2 separate regions of the Homo sapiens genome follow, and region 1 is linked to region 2. The links are chromatin loops, found by intact Hi-C in ENCODE. Cell type or tissue: ovary. All regions are shown on one strand.

Region 1 (2,500 bases), 740 kb after region 2:
TTTGGGTGGGAACACAGCCAAACCATATCAGTCACTTATGTTTGTAAATTCTCACTTGTATTTTGTTCTCTTTCTGGTCTCTATTCTCTTTCAATGACTACTCTGCTAATGGCATTTATAAAGGAAAGAGGTTCAATTGACTCTGCAGTGCTAATGGCAGAGTAGTCATTCCCTAACAGCCTCAGAAAAAAACTAGCCCTTCCAAAACCTTGATTTTAGACTTCTGGCCTCCAGAACTGTGAGATAATACATTTCTATCTTTTAAACAACTCAGTCTATGGTACTTTATTATGGCAGCCCTAGCAAACAAGCACACCTTCTTTTGTTACTTTAAATGTGTACTTTTTTTTTTTTTTTGAGACATAGTCTCACTCTGTCATCCAGGCTGGAGTACAATCATGGCTCACTGCAGCCTTAACTTCTGAGGTTCAAGCAATCCTCCTACCTCAGCCTCCTGAGTAGCTAGGACTACAGGTGCATACCACCAGGCCTGGCTAATTTTTTTATTTTTCATAGAGATGGGGTCTCATTATGTTATCCAGTCTGATCTTGAACTCCTGGCCTCAAGTCATCCTCTCACCTTGGCCTCCCAAAGTGCTGGGATTACAGGTGTGAGCCACCATACCCAGCCTATACTAAACGGTCTATGTCTAATAACTTCTATATCTGAAGTTGTATAGGTTTGACTGTCGTTTTTTATGAATCTTGCTAATAGTGTTTTGTGTCTTGTTATCTTGTGTGCACTATGAGTTTTTACACTGTGGGTTCCTATATTTTGAAATTTTATCTGTGGGTTGAAAGGTGGCTTACACCAAAGTGGATTTATGTTTACTTCTCTCAGGCATCTTGGGTCACTACAACCTGGGACCATTTCAAGTAAATCCTTGAGGTGTTTTGCTGATACACTGGAGATGTGACTTGAGGCTGCAAAGAAGCATGATGGCAGCTAATCCTCTGGCTCAGGGCTTTTGTACTTGCTATTCCCTCTGCCTGGCATGACCTACTTCAAATCCTCCTTCACTTCCTTTGGATCTCTGCTCAAATGGCACCCTATTATTGAGACCTTCCCTGCCCACCCCACATCCACAGGTGATTCCTTGTTCCCCTATCTTGATTTACTTTCATTCATCACCAGAGGATGAATACTTATACACACAGACACACACATGCACACAACAGAAACCTATAACTATCTATGTATCACCTTTTTATTATCCATGTCCCCACAAAGCAGGAACTATTTTTTCTGCTTTGTTCACTGTAGAATACTCAAAATAGGCTGGGCGTGGTGGCTCACGCCTGTAATCCCAGCACTTTGGGAGGCAGAGGTGGGCGGATCACAAGGTCAGGAGATCGAGACCATCCTGGCCAACATGGTGAAACCCCGTCTCCACTAAAATACAAAAAAATTAGCCAGGCATGGTGGCGTGCACCCGTAGTCCCAGCTACGCAGCAGGCTGAGGCAGGAAAATCGCTTGAACCCGGGAGGCAGAGGTTGAGATGAGCTGAGATCATGCCACTGCACTCCAGCCTGGAGACAGAGAGATACTCCGTCTCAAAAAAAAAAAAAAAAAAAAAAAAACAAAAAAAACAACTCAATGGGGTCTGCCATGCAGTACATGCTCAACAAAGGTTTGCTGAACATGAAAAAACAATGTCTGGCCGGGCACAGTGGCTCACGCCTGTAATCCCAGCACTTTGGGAGGCCAAGGTGGGCGGATCACGAGGTCAGGAGATCGAGACCATCCTGACTAACACGGTGAAAGCCCATCTCTACTAAAAATACAAAAAAAAATTAGCCAGGCATGGTGGCAGGCGCCTGTAGTCCCAGCTACTCAGGAGGCTGAGGCAAGAGAATGGCATGAACCCGGGATGCAGAGCTTCCAGTGAGCTGAGATCGCGCAGCTGCACTCCAGCCTGGGTGACAGAGCAAGACTCCGTCTCAAAACAAGCAGACAAACAAACAAAAAAACAATGTCCATCCACACTCTGGGAGATTTTTAGGAAATTCTTCACTGTTCCTGTGGCTTGCTGCAAGCACTGACTTCACAGGAAATCAGACCGCAGAAGCTCGGCCACAGCAACCTCAACAAAACAGACACTCCACTGTCTGAGTCTGCTCAGGCTGCTATAACAAAGATACCATAAACTGAGTAACTTATAAACAACAGAAATTTCTTTATTACGACTCTAGAGGCTGACAAATCCAATATCAAGGTGCCAGCAGATTTGGTGTCTGGCGAGGGCCCATTTATCATTGATGGCATCTCCTTGATGTATCCTCACATGGTGGAAGGGGCAAACAAGCTCCGTCAGGCCTCTATTATTAGGTCACTAATCCCATTCATGAGGGCAGAACCCTTGAGATCAAATCACCTCCCAAAGGCCCCACCTTCTAATATCATCACTTTGGTAATTAGGTTTCAAAATATGAATTTTGGGAGTACACAAACGCATCCACTATTGCTACCCCTTCACTTTGAGAGTATCTGCCAAACCA
Region 2 (2,500 bases):
TTGCTTGAACCCGGGAGGCAGAGGTTGCAGTGAACTGAGATTGTGCCGCTGCACTCCAGCCTGGGTGACAGAGCAAGACTCTGTTTCAAAAAAAAAAAAAATGGAATTGAGAATTACAGTGAAATCTTCCACTGTACCCTAAGGGGCAGGCCTGCTGAGGCAGAAAGTCCCCTGTGTCATCAGAACCAGAGAGACAGGCTGGGTGCAGTGGCTCACACCTGTAATCCCAACACTTTGGGAGGCTGAGGCAGGTAGATCGCTTGAGCCCAGGAGTTTTTTTTTTTTTTTTTCTGAGACGGAATCTTTCTCTGTCACCCAGGCTGGAGTGCAGTGGTGTGATCTTGGCTCACTGCAACCTCCACCTCCCAGTTTCAAGCAGTCCTCCTGCCTCAACCCCCCGAGTAGCTGGGATTACAGGCACCCACCACCACACCTGGCTAATTTTTGTGTTTTTAGTAGAGACAAGGTTTCACCATGTTGGCCAGGCTGGTCTCAAACTTCTGACCTCTGGTGATCCACCCACCTCGGCCTCCCAAAGTGCTGGGATTACAGGCGTGAGCCACTGCACCCAGCTGAGCCCAGGAATTTGAGATCGGTTTGGGTAACATGGTGAAACCCTGTGTCTACAAAAAAATACAAAAATTAACTAGGCGTAGTGGCATGCACCGATAGTCCCAGCTACTCAGGAGGCCAAGGTGGGAGGATTGCTTTAGCCCAGGAAGTCAAGGCTGCAGTGAGCCGTGATCATGCACTCCAGCCTAGGTGACAGAACAAGACCCTGTCTCAAAAAAAAGAACCAGGGAGGCAGATGAGAAACAGCTTTGTGATAGCTCTTCACAGGACTGCTGTGTTCCAGGCGAAGATGCCAGGGCATGCCACCAGGATTCAGGTGACTGCTCCCAAGCTTTGACTCTGTAGCCTATGCGGAGAAATGCCAGGCTGCCAGGGCACCTGGCTAGAGCCCTCCACATACAATTTATACAATGAGACAGGCCTTATAGCTTAGAATCTTATCAGTATTTATTTATTTATTTATTTACTTATTTATTTATTTTGAGACAGAGTCTCGCCCTGTTGCCCAGGCTGGAGTGCAGTGGCACGATCTCAACTCACTGCAGCCTCCACCTCCCGGGTTCAAACGATTCTTCTGCCTCAGCCTCCCGAGTAGCTGGGATTACAGACGCGCACCACCATGCCCAGCTAAATTTTGTATTTTTAGTAGAGACAGGCTTTCGCCATATTGGTCAGGCTGGTTTTGAACTCCTGACCTCAGGTGATCCTCCCGCCTCGGCCTCCCAAAGTGCTGGGATTATAGGCGTGAGCCACTGCACCCGACCATAGTGACTTTTTGCAAACCCTCAAGGGCTGTAAACAAAACAACTTTCCATTGCCAGAGAATTATATTTAAATCAACGTTACTATCCAAATGTCTAAATGTCTTTTAACACATGGTTACTTGTTTATTTCTTCTCTAATCTTCTATGCAGGATAAATTCAGATTCTTGTCCTCAGGAGTCTGGATTAAAAATATACTTTGTATTGCTGGCAATATTGTCATAAAACTAAATTTTCTTATACGGATACATTAAAAAGCACAGGGAGTGCTGGGCTTGGTGGCTCATGCCTGTAATCCCAGCAATTTGGGAGGCCAAGGCGGGCAGATCTCTTGAGGCCAGGAGTTCGAGACCAGCCTGGCCAACATGGTGAAACCTCGTCTCTACTAAAAATACAAAAAAAATTAATGGGGAGTGGTGGCATGGACCTGTAATCCCAGATACTCAGGAGGTTGAGGCGGGAGAATCGCTTGAACCTGGGAGGCAGAGGTTGCAGTGATCTCAGCTCACGCCACTGCACTGTACTCTAGCCTGGGAGACCCCGTTTCAAAAAAAAAAAAAAAAAAGAACAGACAAAATGAATCTACGGTGCAACAAGTGAGGGTAGGAGCAAATGCTTGGGAAGGACACAAAGGGAGGTTCCGGGGGTGCTGGTGATGTTCTGTTCCTTGACCTAAGCATTGTCACTGTGGGGAATGTGTATTCACTTTGGAATAATTCGGTCAGTTGGACCCATGGGTTGTGTATATATTTTTTTCCTGGCAGGTGAGTGGTTACACACTCCACTCCTTAGTGGATTTTGGCTTCCATGGCTACTGTCCTGCTGCTTTGTACATTTTTCTGATAAAAGCTTCAGTGAAAGGTTTTACAAATCAACAGAAAGAATAAACGATGAAGAGGAAAATGGCCTGGGAAAAAATGATTTCATACAGATAAGCTTCCCAGACGCTCTTGTTTCCTGACTCCCGTCCAAGCGCGGTGGCCAGCCATCTAGGCAGCCTTCCTTAGGCTTTCTCTCGGCTTCTGCCTTTGTCTGCAGCCCTCCTTTCTTTTCACTCCAGGGGCTGTTTATTGATCTCCTTGCTGCCATGCCTTCTGTTCCCATGGTAACGCAGGGGCTGCCCCATGCTGTTATGCACTTTTCTCTCCTAGGCTCAAAACAAGCA

The links. Peaks named below come from ENCODE experiments on the same cell type or tissue, not always from the same donor. Only the 100,000 strongest peaks of a DNase experiment are listed, where the experiment ranks them.
Region 1: a loop joins it to region 2, with 7 times the contacts of the local background. A loop is called at or near these places in 1 of 110 quality-filtered maps.

Annotation. Positions count from the first base shown.
Region 1 is chrX:48,053,890-48,056,389 of GRCh38, forward strand. ZNF630-AS1 (ZNF630 antisense RNA 1) reads left to right here and starts at 2,421. Exons shown (of 2, transcript NR_046742.2): 1 at 2,421-2,500. In ovary, no CTCF peak of the experiment used is centred here; no DNase peak of the experiment used is centred here; H3K27ac peaks cover 732 bases.
Region 2 is chrX:47,314,019-47,316,518 of GRCh38, forward strand. No RefSeq gene overlaps it. Among named protein-coding and RNA genes, the nearest start is that of ZNF157, 55 kb to the right of the region's middle. In ovary, no CTCF peak of the experiment used is centred here; no DNase peak of the experiment used is centred here.